2 separate regions of the Homo sapiens genome follow, and region 1 is linked to region 2. The links are chromatin loops, found by intact Hi-C in ENCODE. Cell type or tissue: heart right ventricle. All regions are shown on one strand. Links, peaks and the distances in the headings refer to the core of each region. The heading gives the core; the rest is flanking DNA. Region 1 has its middle 60 kb from the start of AKAP1. Region 2 has its middle 49 kb from the start of CCDC182.

Region 1 (8,847 bases), core at 2,262-7,261, 550 kb before region 2:
AGTCCAAAATGGCAACAGATTTTGACAGCTGCTCGCCTTGCGGTCGTAGGATATGCACCAATTAAACTGAGAAGGCGAGAGAGGCTCATTTCGAGTTCTCTAGAAGAATGGGGAAAGCAGATAGTCCACATGAGTGCAGCGCTGGTCTGCAAGGGGTTATCATTTTGAACAAAGCACATTAGAATATGCACGTTGTTGCCTCTAGTTTTAAAATAGTTTTAAATATTTTTGAAAGATGATGTTTAGATTAAACGTTTGCAGACCCTGTGAAGCATCGCTAGGACTTTGGCAAACACAATCTGAAAACCACTGGTCTCATCCTCAGTTCCCATTTTACAGATAAGAAAACTGGGGCCTGGAGGCCAGGTGCAGTGGCTCACGCCTGTAATCCCAGCACTTTGGGAGGCCGAATGGGGGTGGATTGCTTGAGGTCAGGAGTTCAAGACCAGCCTGACCAAAATGATAAAACCCCATCTCTACTAAAAATACAAAAATTAGCCGGGCATGGTGGCGCATGCCTGTGATCCCAGCTACTCGGGAGGCTGAGGCAAGAGAATTGCTTGAACTCAGGAGGCACAGGTTGCAATGAGCCGAGATCATGCCACTGCACTCCAGCCTGGGTAACAGAGCAAGACTCTGTCTCAAAAAAAAAAAAAAAGAAAAAAAGAAAAAGAAAGAAAGAAAACTGGGGCCTGGAGAGGATAAAGGACTGAGTGTTCGCAAGCAGAGGATAAGCCCATGGTGGTCATATTTCCACCATGAGATTCATTTCTATGGATGGATTTAACTGGCTATTTTTCCTAAATGCTCGGATAGAAAGCCATTGCATGCTTCATTCTATCTGTTCTCTTGAGGGTCATTTAGTTAGCACCATTTTTTTTTCCTTCCATAAGCAGAGAGTGGCTCCCTGTGGCTCCACATCCTCACTGGTGCTTGGTACTATCAGAATGGAAGGAGGAAGTTTCCCCTTCTACTCTAGAAACCTTGATGGTCCCAGGACCTGGGTTCTTGCCCTGAGTCTGCTCTCGCTCACTTCTTGACCTTGAGTGACTTTGACTGTCCTTATTTGTGACATGAGGAGGTAGGCGTAGCTCAGAGGTTCATAATTTGAGTGTTTTTGTTTGTTTGTTTTTGCTTTTGTATTTTTTTTGAGACAGAGTTTTGGTCTCGTCATTCTGGCTGGAGTGCAATGGTGCAATCTTGGCTCACTGCAACCTCCACCTCCCGGGTTCAAGTGATTCTCCTGCCTCAGTCCCCCAGGTAGCTGGGATTACAGGCGTGTGCCACCGTGCCTAGCTAATTTTTGTATTTTTAATAGAGACTGGGTTTCACCATGTTGGTGAGGCTGGTCTTGTACTCCTGACCTCAGGTGATCCACCTGCCTCAGCCTCCAAAAGTGCTGGGATTACAGGTGTGAGCCACTGCACCTGGCCCTTTGAATGTTTTTTTTTTTTTTAATTACAATTTCACAAACCTCCTCCATAATAGCAGATGTAGTTGTAGTATTTGCTGATTGAGAAAATACCTGATCCTAGGTGACTCTGAATTCAGTAATAATTTACATTATTAATTTGTATTTCATTAAACACTGTAATATGTAAGACATTTTGAAATGGCTCTGCATGTATCTGTGATCAGTATATTTATTCAGTTTATCCACAACGCTTTTTACACATATGGACTCATACTCCATACCCTATGTTTATTCACCCTCCCCCCATCTCCCCACCCCACAGTCACAACCCAGGGTTGGAAAATATTGGACTACAGAACGTCAGTGAAGGGGGAAGAGAGCATAGTGGTTTCAGAAAGCCCTGGATTTGAATCCTGCTTCTGCCACTTGCTAGCTAATGACCTCGGGCGAGTTACTTGCTTCCTGAACCCTAGTTTTCTCTTACGTGGGCACACATGCACCAGGCACTGTTCGAAGTGTCTTCTATATATTAATGTTGTATGCTTAGAACAGCTCCTGGCACCTAAGTGTTTTTAAATGTTAGCTCTTTTTCTTATTTCAGTTAATCCTCCCAACCATCTTAATAACAGAGTTATCATTCATTTATGTATTTTATTTATTTATTTATTTATTGAGGCAGAGTCTGTCTCTGTCACCCAGGCTGCAGTTCAGTGGCACAAACATGGCTCACCACAACCGCAACCTCCTAGGTTCAAGCAATCCTCCCACTTTAGCTTTCAGAGTAGCTGGGACCACAGGCATGCGCCATTACACCTGGCTAATTTTTAAATTTTTTGTAGAGATGGAGTCTCGCTATGTTGCCCAGGCTGGTCTTGAACTTCTGGGCTCAAGAGATCCTCCTGTTTTGGCCTCCCAACAAGCAGGTGCTGGGATTATAGGCATGAGCCACTGTGCCCAGCTTCATTTATTTATTCAATAGATATCTATTAAACATAAACATGTTCCAGGCATTGATTAGGCACTGGGGATATATCAGTGAACAAAACAATAAAAAACTACTGCCTTTATGGAGCACACCATTATCCCAATTTTACACTGAAGGAGGCTGAAGCCCAGAGAGGCTAAGTGCCTTTTCCAAGTCCACACAGTGAGTATAGAGAAAAAGCATTCGGGTTGCTTTGTCTGATGACACACAAAATTCTCCCACACTGTCTGGGAACTGTTCCTGCCCACACCCAGTTCATTGAATGCTTCCTGCAGCAGCTGCTCTGGGTTCGTGACCCTGCTCCTGACCCTTGAGCCACACGGGGAACTTGGATTCCATTCCTTGTACTTGGGACCAGAGAAAGTACAAAGTCAGCTCGTGGAAACTGTAAGAGGCAAAACTTGGGAGCTGGTGGCTGCCATGTTTTCTTCCATATGGAGAATGATAATCTGGAGCAAGAGGGAAGAATGGAGCTAAGGACCAGAGAAAGGCAGAGATGCATAAGAGAGAAGCATCTGTAGCCATTTTGAGACCCAGCCCCATGCCTCTCCTTGAGTTCCTGGAGACACCCAATATCCTTATAACAAGCTTCCCTTTTTTGCTTAAACTTGCAACCAAAGGAATCCTAGTTAATACCGTGGGATATGGCAAGTACCTAGCGAGTGACTGCTGTAAGATTCTTTGAGCTCTTGCCACACCCTAGACTTGCTGTTTTGGCTTCTGGAGCTGAGAGTGTCCTGCTCTTAGATAACTTTGCAATAGATTCACTACTTCAGAGCATGTGACTGCAACCTAACTCTTAATAAATCAGACAGGAGCTTTCTGCATGGAAAAGAGCTTCTGCCATACATCATTTTTGTTTTCCTCTTGGGGAGAACAGCTATGCTACAGCAATAACCTGCCACGTATACATCTCAAAGCCCTATTTATATAGCCATATGGATAAATATATATAAATAGGACTCGGGAATAATAGATTAAAGGATCTGCTCATCCGTAGAAGACTTTATGGGGCTTTCAGGACCTAATGGTGGCCTGATTCAGTAAGAAAAATGGGTCTCTAGTAGGATGTGGCCAATAATTAGATGAGTCCATAACCTGACAGATGCTCACCTGGGAGATAGAGAGGTCGGGGGACCTTGTGAGGGGCCAGGGACTCCAACAGAATAAGCTGTAAGCGGGAACAGGAAGGGAACGGATGTGCAAAGTCATGAACTCTGAGCTGTCTTCCTAGCTCAGCTCCTGTTCTGTGTGACCTTGAGCAGGTCACTTGCCTTCTCTGAGCTTTAGTTCCTCATCTATAAATGAGGAATGTGGACGTGCTGACCTACAAGATTCTTTTTTTTTTTTTTTTTTTTTTGAGATTGAGTCTCACTCTGTGTCCCAGGCTGCAGTGCAGTGGCTCACTGCAGCCTCGACCTCCTGGGCTCAGGTGATCCTCCCACCTAAGCCTCCTGAGTAACTGGGACTACAGGCATGTGCCACCATGCCTGTCTAATTTTTGCATTTTTTTTTTCAGTAGAGACAGGGCTTTGCCATGTTACTCAGGCTAGTTTTGAACTCCTGGGCTCAAGCAATCTGCCTGCCTCGTACTCCCAAAGTGTTGGGATTATAGGCGTGAGCCACTGCGCCCAGCTGGTTCTTTTCTTCTCTGACATTAAAATGACTCTGAGGCCTATGATCATGGTCCTCTGGGTGGGGAAGGTTGGGAAGATCTCATCTGAGTTTAGCTTATCCCTAGGCCTTGACCAATCGCTGATGCTCCTTAAGGGTCTCCTACATTTTGGAGGCATATGCAGAAGGAACCTGAAGTCACAAGATCAGAGGTCCTGCGGCAGTTTAAATAACAATAGCAACAACTGCTACGACTACTTCTCCCATTATTCAGCACAACTGCAGCTGGGGGATTTAGGTTCATGGTCTGCAGCTAACATTTATTGCGGACTTACTCTGGGCCAGGCACCATTCCTTACGCTTTATGTATATTATCCTGCTTCACCCTCCCAACGACCCCAGGAGGTAGGTACTGTAGCTTCTACAGGAGGTAGAAGCAGAAGCACAGAAGCCTAGTGTGTGTCCCAGGCCACACAACCGGTAAGTGAGATTGTTAAGATGCCCCCGGGAGTCTGTCTCCAGAATCTGTGTTCCTCATCACTCCTGCATACTCCCCATTTACAAGGGCAGAAACTGAGGCTACAGGAGGTTAATTGATCTGTGAACAGCCAGGATCCTGGGAGTTCTCAGACCTGTCCATTTTGTGAGAAGGGAAAAAGTCTCGCTGCTCCTTGTGTTTCTTTCTGTTTTTCCAAGTCAGTCCATTTTTTTTCTTGTAACAAAAGTCTATTTACGGAAGAGACATATAGGACCCAAGATAACCATGCATCAGTCATGCTTCAGTGAACTCCCAAATCAAAGATGGGCTGGATAACGTGTACCCGACGCTCTTGGCTTTTTCAGCATTTCAGACGTTTTTGTTGTTGTTCCCTCTGTGGGTTGAAACCAGGCTTTTGTGACTTGATGAGGACACATTTTTCCTGGGGTGTAATAATGCCACTGGTGTTAGCCCTAATGCTGAAGAGAGAACATTTGCTATTTTGGAAGAGTTAATCCCAAAGCTTCTTTCTTTTGCTCCTGCCTTTAGAAAAGGCATTTCTGAGGCAGGTCCAGGCAAGAGTACTGCCTCTGTAATCCGCCCTCAATCATCTTAGCGCTAATCACCGAGCTTCATTGAGTACTTTGTAATGTGCCAAGCTGGGAGCTGAAGGCTGATTTGATTCTCTTAACATCTTCTGAACGGGTATAGCTGTTACCCCCATATTACAGATAGGGCACTGAGGCATGGAGCTTAAATGGCTTGACCAAGATGCCCCGGCAGCAAGGGGCAGAGCTGGGAATAGAACCCCGACTCCAGACATAGGCTATTAATGCCACAGTCTGCTACTCCAGGACTGACCATTACGTTTGTGGGGAGTGGGAGGGGAATGAAACTGCAGGGCCTCTTGTTCAACAAAGATTAAGACTTTAAGACTGCTGGGTGCAGTGGCTGAAGCAGTTTGGGATGCTGAGGTGGGAGGATCGCTTGAGCCCAGGAGTTCAAGACCAGCCTGGGTAACATAATGAGACCTCCGTCTCTATCTTTTAAATATAAAAAACTAAAAAATTAAAAATAAAAATAATGTAGGCCGGGCATGGTGGCTCACGCCTGTAATCCTAGCACTTTGAGAGGCCAAGGCAGGTGGATCACCTGAGGTCAAGAGTTCAAGACCAGCCTGGTCAACATGGCGAAACCCCGTCTCTACTAAAAATACAAAACTTAGCCAGGTGTGGTGGCACATGCCTGTAATCCCAGCTACTCAGGAGGCTGAGGCAGAAGAATCGCTTGAACCCGAGAGTTGGAGGTTTCAGTGAGCCAAGATCGCGCCATTGCACTCCAGCCTGGGCAACAAGAGTGAAACTCCGTCTCAAAAAAAAAAAAAAAAAAAGTGTTAAGACTGTGACGGCAGAGTATTAACCAACTGTGGAGCCCTTCTCAGTATGAGGCCCTGTGTGACTGCACAGGACAGATGCCCAGGAAGCTGGCCCTGACTACCCCTTTGGGCAGTTCCCTGGCTGTCTTCCAGCTTCCAGCCCTCTTTTCCAGGGGGACAAAAGCACCTTGGCCCAGGCAATGTGCTTTATACCGCCCTGACAGCTATGAAAAAGAATGGCACAGCCTGGGCTTTAGAAAGCTTGGGTTGCTGCAGGTTCCTTCTGAGCAGCAGGCAGAGAGGGCTCAAGCCAAGACTGGGTGCCCCAGCCCATCTTCTGCCTCATCGGTGCCCCCGAGGGCTGGCACTTGGCGAAGCCCCACCCCACCTCCAGGCTGTGTCTTGTGGAGAACACAGCCCCTCTGGACTCCTCCCTGTCTCTGCCCATCCTGTGGCTATGTTCATGATGGGGCCTCCTGGAGGTTCAGAGAGGGCCAGAACATTGTCCTTTCTTTAAGCTTTGGTTTATTAAACAATGGAGAAATGTCAAAACGGATTGCAAAAATTGTGGTGTGCTTCAAATGTGTGCATGTTTAAAATCAAGGCCATTATTATAAAAACAAATAAGATGCAATATAAATGTGCTTTTCCCAAGACAGTTACTGGATTTATTCATTCCCAGCTCACATACACAGTAGAACCCGGTAATGGAATACGTGGTGTTATGATATAGATGGGCTGTTGTCCACGGCTTCTGCTTCATATCTCCCATAGCCCCTGTTACAGCCTTTACTTATAATGTTGGGTGTATTAGGCCTCAGGGGCAGGCTTCAGGAAACAGAATCTCTCTCTTGCCCTCCATTCACCTAACTCAAGATAGGACTCTCATTTTCTTTTTTTATTGAGATGGAGTCTCGCTTTGTCACCCAGGCTGGAGTGTAGTGGCGCAATCTCAGCTCACTCCAACCTCTGCCTCCTGGGTTCAAGTAATTCTCCTGCCTCAGCCTCCTGAGTAGCTGGAATTACAGGTGCCCACCACCATGGCTAGCTAATTTTTGTATTTTTAGTAGAGACACAGTTTCACCATGTTGGCCAGTCTAGTCTTGAACTCTTGATCTCAGGTGATCCGCCCGCCTCAGCCTCACAAAGTGTTGGGATCACTGGTATGAACCACTATACCCAGCCTCAACTTCCCCTGCCTTTCTGATTGTGGGTCTTAAGGCTTTCTTCAGAGAGGGTCCCACCCTGTACCCTGGGGGGAAAATGCTTTGAAACTTCCATAAATACCCAAGAGGACTGGGTTGGGGGAGCTCCCGGATAGCTGAACGTGTGAAGCCTGGTATCCCAGGGAGGGGATGGAAGCTCCACGCCCTTTCTCCTATACCCTATGCATCTCTTCATCTGTATCCTTTGCAATATCCTTTTTTGGAGACAGAGTCTTGCTCTGTGCCCAGGCCGGAGTGCAGTGGTGTGATCTTGGCTCACTGCAACCTCTACCTCCCGGGCTAAAGCCATCCTCCCACCTCAGCCTCTTGAGTAGCTGCGATTACAGGCATGCGCCATCACGCCTGGCTAATTTTTGTATTTTTTGCAGAGACGAGGTTTCACCATGTTGGCCAGGCTGGTCTCGAACTCCTGGCCTCGAGTGATCTGCCCACCTTGGCCTCCCAACGTGCTTGGATTACAGGCGTGAGCCACTGTGCCTGGCTGCGATATTCCTCATAATGAACTGGTAAATGCGAGTGTTCCCCTGAGTTCTGTGAGCTGCTCCAGCAAATTAATTGAACACAAAGAGGGTGGTGGGGGCAATTGTGAAGCCAATCAGTCAGAAGTTTCAGAGGCCTGGACTTGCCACTGGTGTGTGCTGGAGGGCAGTCACGGGGACTAAGCCCTCAGCCTGTGGGAGCTGACGCTATCGTAGTGTCTGAACTGAATTGGAGGACACCCCCCTGGGGTCCGCTGCTTGGTGTGTGGGGAAGAAACACACATACCTTTGGTCATAAAAATTCTGTGTTGATTGCTGTGGTGTGACAGCTGAGGAAAAATGTGGCTGGAGAGAGTTTTTCCCTATAGAATATAATTATTTTTTAGTTTTCATTGAGGTATAATGCACGAAGTATGGGGAAAGTGCACTGATCTTAGGTGTTCCACTTGCTTTTTATATATGTATATACCTCCATAACCACTACCGACATCAGGATATTTACAGCACCTAGAAGTTTCTCTCACCCCCCTTCAAAGTCAGTACCCCCGAAGAGGTCAGTGCCGTTATGGGTTCTATCACCTAATGATTGGTTTTACCTGTTCTTGGATTTCCTATAAATGGAAGAATACAGTGTATATTCTTTTGTGCTTGGTATCTTTCTCTGAACATAATGTCTGTGAAATCACCTATGTTTTTGCATATGGCAGTGGTTTATTCTTTTTATTGTTGAGTAGAATTCCATTACGTGATTATGCTGCAATATATTCCCCATTCTCTTGCTGAAATGGGCATTTGGGTTGCATCCAGTTTGGGGCTATTAGGAGGAAAATGCTGTCAACATTCTTGGACACTCTTTTTTTTGGTGGATATATGCACCCATTTCTCTTGGCTGGGGTATGCGTATGTTTAGTTTTCTGAAGTGGTTGTACCAGTTACCACTCGTATAGCAATGCATGAGGGAAAATATACGTTTAAAACTGTAGGATGAATATCCTCTTCTTTCGATCTATTTGGTATCCCTCTGTGAATGCAGCATTTTGCAGAGATGTCCAAGTTTGAATAGCATGCTGGGCAGCCCCCTCGTGCCCCACTGCGACCATATCTGATAGGAAAATTCCACGGAGACACTGCTTTCTCTCAGGAGCCTCTGTACCCCATCTCCTCCACATTACCCTCCAGCTGCCGGGGCAGGGGCTTTGGAGGTAGGATGCCTCCAATCTGACTAGCTCTGTCAATGAGGTCATGGAAGGGAAAACTAAACCAAGAAAGGAAGAGC
Region 2 (8,847 bases), core at 1,891-6,890:
GAAAATAGTTTCATTTCTGTCTTTTGTTAAGCTGTAGGCCTTTTATTTATTTTTCTTGCCTTATTCACTGGCTAGGAGCTCTAGTACAATGTTGAACAAGAATGTCAACAGCAAATATCCCTGACTCATTCCCTATCTTAAAGGTAAGTGGTCAGTCTTTCATCATTAAGTATGATGTTAGCTGTAAGTTTTTTGTCAATGCCTTTTATTGAGTTAAGGAGTTCCATCCTATTCCTACTTTGCTAAGAGCATGTGTGGATGCTGAGAGCATGTATGCAGCATAAATGGATGTTTAATTTTGTCAAATGTTCTTTGCATATATTGAAATGGTCATATTGTTTTTATACTTTAATCTGCTGATATTGCGATTATATTAACTAAGTTTTAAATGTTGAACCAGCCTTGCATTCCCAGTATAAGCCCACTGGGTCATGATATATTATCCTTTTTACATATTACTAGATTCTGTTTGCTAATATGTTCTTAAGGATGTTTGTGTCTATGTTAATTTGTACTGTTATTTTCTTTCAATTTCTTTGGTATCAGAATAGTGATGGCCACATAAAATGAGTTGGGAAATAGTTCTTCTCTTCTATTTTTTAAAAAAGTTTATATAGAATTAGTATTATTTCTTCCTTAGGCCCAATAGTAATTCATATTAGACAATCAATTATGTTTTAGAGGGAATGAAAATAAGGGGAAGACCCTTTCATATGTACCTTTATTTTAACCATTTTCAGTCATCTTTATTTCTTTGTGTAAATCCAAGTTTTCTTTGGGTATCTTATTTTTCCACCTGAAGAACTTCCTTTAATACTTTTTGTAATGCAAATCTGCTGGTAATGAGTTTTTGGTTTTTGTTTGTCTGAAAAAACTATTTGTTTCTCTTTCACTTTTGGAAGATACTTTTGCTCAGCATAGGATTTTGTGTTGACAGGTTTTGTTTTGTTTTGTTTTGTTTCTTTTCAGTACTTTAAAGATGTTACTCCATTGTCTTCTGGCTTGCATAATTTTGATGCTAAATCTACTGTTGTTTTTTTCTTAATTTTACCTCTCTCTCTCTTTATCCTATCTTTGCTTTTCAACAGTGTGATTACGATGGGTCTAGATGAATGCATGGGCTTTTTTTTTTTTTCTCTTTGTTTTGTCTCTTTGTTTAATTTATTCTGCTTGAGATTCTTTGAACTTCTTTCTGTGGTTTCATGTCTTTCATTATTTTGGAGACATTCTCATCCATTATTTCTTCAGATATTTCCTCTGTCCCATTCTCTTTCTCTTCTCTTCCTGGGATTTCAATTACAGAATGTTTGACCATTTGATATTCTTCCACACCTCTTGGGTACTCTTTTTTTAACTCTTTTTTTCTCCTTGTGTTTAATTTGTTCAATTTCTATTGTCCTATTTTCTTTTTTCTTTTCTTTTTGAGACAGAATTTCACTCTGTCGCCCAGGCCAGAGTGCAGTGGCGCGATCTTGGCTCACTGCAAACTTCACCTCCTGGGTTCAAGCAATCATCCCACCTCAGCCTCCCGAGTAGCTGGGATTGCAAGTGTGTGCACCACACCTGGCGAAATTTTGTATTTTTAGTAGAGATGGGATTTCACCATGTTGGCCAGGCTGGTCTCACACTCCTGGCCCACCTGCCTCTGCCTCTGCCTCCCAAAGTCTGTTGACCTATTTTCAAGTTCACTGATTCCTTCTTAAATTGTATCAAGTTTACGGATCAGCTAGTTAAAAGTATTTGTCTCTGTCACTTTTTTCTCCTAGCATTTCTGTTTGACTCTTTCTTGTAGTTTCCCTCTCTCTACTAAAACTCTACATCTATTCATGTATGTTGTTCATCTTTTCCACTCTAGCCTTTAATATATAGTAAGCATAGTTACTTTAAGTTTCCTATGTGATGGCTTCAACATCTGGGTCATATTTGAATCTGGTTTTGTTGACTGCTTTGTTTCTTGACAGTGAGTTATTGGTCTTGTGTTTGGTGTCTCATGACTTTTGATTGAAAGCAAAACATCTTTAGAACAGTAAAGGCTGTAGTAAATATGCATGCCTCTTTTTCTGCTAGGCAAGGGATCTGCAAACTATGGTCCTTGGGCCAAATCAGGCCTGTTGCCTATTTTTGTATGGCCTATGAGTTAAGAATGGTTTTTATATTTTTAAATGTGTCAAATGGATATCAAAAGAAGAATAGTAATTATACAACATAAGACAATTATATAAAACTCAAATTTCAGTGTCTATAAATAAAGATTTATTGGAACATAACCATGTTCATTCATTTACATATTGTCTATGGCTGCTTTCATGCTTCAACAGCAGAGTTGAATAGTTGCAACAGAGCCCACATGGCCCACAACACCTAAAATATTTGCTATATACTGGTCCTTTGTAGACAAAGTTTGCCCCTTGATGTGGGTGGTTGAGTCAATCTAGTCAGAAGTTGACTTGGATTTGGGTTTTGCTGCTCTAGGTTTGGGTTTTATCTTCAGTGCACCACCAGCTTTAAATTCCTCTAGCATTTTCTTATTCTTAAGATGGAGGCTGGGTTGCCAGAGGGTTTTTCTCAGTGTTTCTGCTTCACTCTTAGCCTTAGGCCTTCCTTGTGTGCTTGTGCCTTAGCCTTGTCCCTGGGTGTTGTGATCTGCCCGTCTCCCAGCAGAAGGAGATTCCTCTTAGTCTGGTCCCAGATGGTTTCCTTCCCTCCTCCCGAAAGCTAAGGCTTTTGTTACATGGAGGACAAAACCCAGTGTAAGCTCCATGTTTTTCCAGGCTGTGGGGAATGGGCTAATTAACAGTTTTGCCACTTTTTGGCAAAATACCTTTTTTTTTTAGAAGGCTAAGCACAAACAAAATTAAGACATACATTGAAAGTATGTTCATGCTAAACCTATCACAGATCTGTACATCACTCTGTAGGATTAGGCAGATTAAAGTAGCTCATCAGTACACAACATGGCCTTAGAATCCCTGGCCCCTTTTTGGTTTAACCAGACTTAAGTTCCATGAACTCCCTGGCTTGATAGGTTAACTGCAGTCCCAGACCTCTGGTTGCTTAACTCACCCCTGGTCCTAACCAATGTGTACATCCTCAGGTTCAGTGAGTACTATGCCAATGCTTAAAAATAATTAATAACTCATGCAATGATTATGTGAATTTGCACTAAATGTAAGTGCTATAATTATGTCAAATCAAAAGCTGAGCATAGAACATAGAAAATCTTCGGGGAGATAAATTGAACCCTTTGGTTTCATTGAGGAAAAATCATCAAATCACAGCATGTCATAGCTGAAAAAGCACTTTGAGAACATCTAGTTTACCTGCTTCACTTAACCAATGAGATAACCAAGGCTCAGAGAAAAGTAACATGAGAAAGTTCACACAGCTAGTTAATAGTGTGGGAACTATTACCTTTCGAATTAAAAGTAGGGAGGAGGCAGGGAGCCTCTGGGTCTTTGTGGAAGGGGGCGGAATATTGGGAGGAAGAGTCCCAGGCCTGCTTCTATTTCTAACTAGCTGTGTGGCCTAGCTAGTGAGTATGACTCAGTCTCCCTCTCTGCCATCTGTCTGCCCTGCCCCTTTCCTGGGGATTATATTAGCTGAGAGGTGTAATGGCACTTCATTAAGACCTTGGGGGAGCTGTGCTACAGGGATCCTGCGGTCACCCAGGACTTACTTCCCTCCATTTTCTGAAGATGAGGCTCAGGGCACAGCCCGATGCAGTGAGACAAAGAAGACAGGTACAGAGTCCAGCTCCTCAGCCTGGAGGTTCCTGCCCTTGACTAGTATAGGCACCGTCTCTTCTGGATCAGTCAGGGTCTCATCAGGAAACCAGAAGCAGAGCTCTCTGTGAACAGAGATAAATTAACATAAGGACTCGATTAAAAACCTCTGAGGGCATCACAAGGGTGATTCTAGGGATACCCCCTATATTAGTCTGCTGTGGTTGCCATAACAAAATACCATATACTGGGTGGCTTAAACAACAGACATTTATTTTCTCATAGTTCTAGAAACTGGAAGTCCAAGATCAGGGCGCTGACTGTTCTGGCTTCTGGTGACGGCTCTCTTCCTGGCTTGTAGATGACCACCTTTTCCACTGTTTCCTCACACGGCCTCTCCTCACTGTGCGTGTGTGTGGTGAGAGAGAGAGAGCTCTCTGGTGTCCCTTCTTATAGGAACACTAATCCTATCGGATCATGGTCCCACTCTTATGACCTCATTAACCTTAGTTACTTCCTTGGAGGCTTCACCTCCAGATACAGCCACACTGGGGGTTAGGGTTTCAAAATAGGAATTTGGGGAGACATGAATATTCGGTTCCTAACACCCCCCCAAAAAAGCTGGAAACTGGAACCTATTGTCACTACTAGGTGAAGACCCACTGCTGAGGCATGCTGCCTGGAGCAGTAAGTAGACAGGAAGAAGGATGTCCTTCCTCCCTCCTCCCGCCATGTTGGGAGAGCCTGGCATGGATCCAGCTGGCAAAGTGGCAATGTCACGGCAGAGTGTGGAAGGCTGAGTGTGGAGCTGAGAGGAACCCTCTCCAGCCAAGACAGACCATGGAACCAGAGCAATCAAACATTTATTGAGTACTTATTATGTAAAATAGTAAAAGTCACATTCACTCCCCAGGATTACCTAAAATCTTGAAAGTCATATTAAAGTTTTTAGAATTAGAGCTGGGCTCAGTGGTTCATGCTAGCAATCCCAATGTTTTGGGAGGCCAAGGCAGGAGGATCTCTTGAGGAGTTCCAGGCTGCCTGGGGAACATAGCAAGACCCCTATCTCTACAAAAAAATTAAAAATTAATCAGGCATGCCAGCAGGTGCCTGTAATTCCAGCTGCTTGGGAGGCTGAGGCAAGAGGATCACTTGAGCCCAGGAGTTCAAGGCTGCAGTGAGCTACAATGGCACCACTGCACTGCAGCCTGGGCCACAGAGCAAGACCTTATCTCTAAAAAATAAACAATTTTAAAAATAAATAAAGAATTAGGCATTTGGTCAGTGGGCACTGGGGTAATATGGATTTGAGTAAAGGGGTGATGTGATCAGCTATCCTTTCTTCCTTCACCCAGTCCTACCCATCCTTCTTCCCCAAACTCTTGGCACACTCTAGACTCTCCTCTTTTACATTGCATACCTTCTCTGCTCATTTGCTATACATCAGCAACTTAATACACAGCATGATGAGCTTAGGAGAATATTCCATGGGACCAGAGCTATCTCTGTAGCTTCACTGTAAGCCAGGGAGGGGGTGTGAGGTTTAGACCATGGAAGGTCCTTAGGGGATGTGGTGAGAGTGAGATGGGAAGTACCTGGTCAGACCCACCCCATCAACAGCCTGTCTTCATCCTCGCCAGCAGGACACACACACACACACACACAGGCTCTCTCCTCACATATGCACAGTCAAGTCCTCTCTCATTTGCACACTCCCACACTCACACCCACACTCCCCTGTGCCCTCACAGTCTCACACACCCTCTGAGACTCACACCCCTCACACACTCTACACACTCACATGGACCCACTCACACTCACTTTACTCACACTCAGCCCTCTCACTCACACCCATGGCCACTCCCACTCCCACGTTCTCACAGCTTCACGCACTCCTGCTCAGTCTTCGCCCACACTCTCTCCCCCTCACTCGCAGACACTCGCTCTCTCACACTCTTGCTCTCACACTTATCCTGCCATTCCCACATTCCCACTGCTTCCCTCACACTCCCACCCCCTTGAAGTCGCCCTACCCATCATTCAGTCACTCGGTGTATTAGTCCATTTTCATACTGCTGATAAAGACATACCCAAGACTGGGTAACTTATAAAGAAAAAGAGTTTTAAATGGACTCACGGTCTCACGTAGTTGGGGAGGCCTCACAATCATGGTAGAAGGTGAAAAGTGCATCTTACATGGTGGCTGACAAGGGAGAATGAGAGCTAAGCAAAAGGGGTTTCCCTTATAAAAACATCAGATCTCCTGAGACTTATTCACTACCATGAGAACAGTACGGGGGAAACCGCCCCCATGATTCAATTATCTGCCACTGGGTCCCTCCAACAACACGTGGGAATTATGAGAGCTACAATTCAATATGAGATTTGGGTGGGGACACAGCCAAACCATATCACTCGGGCACCTGCACCCCTCCTTCATGCCCACTTTGAATCATACCCATGCCTTCACTCCCTCCCTCACTGCCTCCCACACTCACGGCTGTCACACTTGCTCACCTCCCTGTCTCTGGCTTGCTCACTGTTACCACACATTGCCACACTCTCCCACAGACACCCTCTCAGCAGGATTCTGCCCTCCCACCTTCCTGTCACTCTTCCCTTCTTCAAGGCTCTCTTCCTCACTCAGCAAATCGACAGGCACTGGACCAGCCTCTTAGGCTGAGGACAGACCGGATCTTCCTGTCTCCACCCTCTCTCTGAGCAGGAACAGCTCTGCCTGTTCCTGGTTGGATGTGAACAAAGGTCAATGTACAGCAGAAAAGAAGGCTGACATGTCCCATCCGCTGTCAAGGACCCTCCTCCCTCCCTTGCCCACTTTCTGTGCCCGCACGCTGTGGGGCACCAGAGTGTTCCAACAGGGAGCACCTTTCCTCGGTGGCTCCCTGGCCCATCCCTGCCTCAGCTATGTGAGGCTGAGCCTCCCTGTCTTCACTTCTGCCTTTCCTCAGCTCCCAGGACACCTCCAGTGTCATCTGATAACATGACCCCAGTAGCAGGCCCGTTTTTCCTTTGATCTCTGTCTTGCTCTGAATATCCCTACAAAAGCCTTTTGTGTGAAGTGCAGGGTGCGCCTTCCGTGGCTGCTTGCTGGGCCTTCCGCTGTCTTGGGTTTATTGTTATGGGTCTGGGCTGCCCTCTTACATGCTCTCTTGAGTTTATGGCCCTCTTTCCATCTCCTATCAATGCCCCTTGTTGCCTTTTCATGTATTCATTTGAATGGGTAATACAGTCAAGTCACGTGTTTCAAAATTCAAAAGATACAAGGAGTAAAGTTCCCTTCTCTCTCCACCCCTCAGCAGCATAGTTCCTCTCCTCAGAGGCAATTGTTCTCTTCAGTTTCTTGTAAAAGATTCTAGAAATAGATACAAGGAAGTGTGTGTGTGTGTGTGTGTGTGTGTGTGTGTGTGTGTGTGTGTGTGTGAAGGTGAGAAAGGTCTTACCAATGCACTTCTGATTGGGCCACTCTCAGATGACTCTAATGAGGAAGAGGCGAGGAGAGAGAGAGAGAGAGAGAGAGAGAGAGAGTGTGTGTGTGTGTGTGTGTGTGTGTGTGTGAAGGTGAGAAAGGTCTTACCAATGCACTTCTGATTGGGCCACTCTCAGATGACTCTAATGAGGAAGAGGCGAGGAGAGAGAGAGAGAGAGAGAGAGAGAGAGAGAGAGTGTGTGTGTGTGTGTGTGTGAAGGTGAGAAAGGTCTTACCAATGCACTTCTGATTGGGCCACTCTCAAATGACCCTAATGAGGAAGAGCCAGGGAGAGAGAGAGAGAGAGTGTGTAAGCTCAGCCATCACTGGGACCATGAGGGACACTCTCCACGTCTTCCTCACTAGAGTCATTTGAGAGTGGCCCAATCAGAATTGCATTGGTAAGACCTTTCTCACCTTCTCATGCCATCCTCCCTTTCAGAATCTTGTCATGTGAAGGAATAACTATATATTATTTTCTGAATGTCTTGCGCTCTGCCTCCCTCAAGTCTGAGAGATACTTCCACGTGCTAAGCCTTCGTTCAGTGTTATAAAGGGTATAATATTATACCCTTTCCCTCAAGATTCTTATCACTTCCAGTTGGCTGGTCAGTTCTTTGATGGTCAGAATTGATTTCAGAGTGGCTGATCCACTGGTCATTTTCTCTACCCCCTGGGAGATTAAATTGTTGGGCAAGTCAAAAGCAATAGTCCAAATAGACACTTCTGTGAGAGCATCCCTGTGTCTGCCGATGTCCTTTGCCAACCCTCCAAAGGTGGATGGGGGCCAAGGAGCACCCCCCACGGAAGAGGGGATGGGGCACATGGCCGCATCAGCCAGCCTGGCTGTCCTGCTGCCCTCGCCACCCCTCCCACAGGTCTCTGGTTAATTGCCAGGACACATCAGTGGGCACTCTCTGAGGAAGGAGCAGGCGAGCCAGCCCATAGCATCCCAGCTCAGCAATCATCGCTGATTAAAAACTAGTTACAAAGCAATGAAGATGAAATCCTGCATTAACCAAATGACCCCATCCATGGCCAAGCCCAGATAGATGGGAGTGATTATGAAAGCATCACTCACTATGTCGGCAAACGTTAACGGCTGTTTGAATTTCTGGGAGATTTACGGGGTAGTGACAGCATTTGGCTGGATGGGACTCTGGCTTTTTGCTTCATTCCCAGATGTGCCTGTGTGTTTATGGGCTCCTGTGGACTCACAGCCTATTCAAAGTGGTCTAGCTCGGCTGTGCTTTTATGTGGGTTTAATCTGAATATGCCGGCTTGTGTAAAGTAGAAATGTATTGTATTGCCAATTTTCAGAGAACCTGAATTAGCTCAGCTATTCTGAACATAATTTAATCTTTCTTTAATGATTCAATAGGTGCTTTGAAGTCTCGCACTAATCAGAGTCATGGTCATGAATATCAGAACTTGATATTGAAGAAGCATAAAAGTGCTCATCAAAGAATTAGGTGACGGAAATGGCAGGAAACAGCATAAGTGGATGCTTCTGTGAGAGTGCAGGTATGACCATGTGTGTCAGTGGGCATGTGGAAGCCTGGTGTGATAGGTCTAACTGGGATAACATTGACCTCACCACAAGCAATGAATGACCCTATCAAAAAGTCAGCCTGGGCC

Evidence for each region. Hi-C counts contacts between places; a loop is a spot of excess contacts. Peaks named below come from ENCODE experiments on the same cell type or tissue, not always from the same donor. Only the 100,000 strongest peaks of a DNase experiment are listed, where the experiment ranks them.
Region 1: a loop joins it to region 2, with 2.5 times the contacts of the local background. A loop is called at or near these places in 2 of 110 quality-filtered maps.

The regions. Positions count from the first base shown.
Region 1 is chr17:57,140,464-57,149,310 of GRCh38, forward strand. No RefSeq gene overlaps it. Among named protein-coding and RNA genes, the nearest start is that of AKAP1, 60 kb to the left of the region's middle. In heart right ventricle, for the core only: no CTCF peak of the experiment used is centred there; no DNase peak of the experiment used is centred there.
Region 2 is chr17:57,691,778-57,700,624 of GRCh38, forward strand. It overlaps a transcript of MSI2 not described here. Among named protein-coding and RNA genes, the nearest start is that of CCDC182, 49 kb to the right of the region's middle. In heart right ventricle, for the core only: no CTCF peak of the experiment used is centred there; a DNase peak (open chromatin) is centred at 4,447.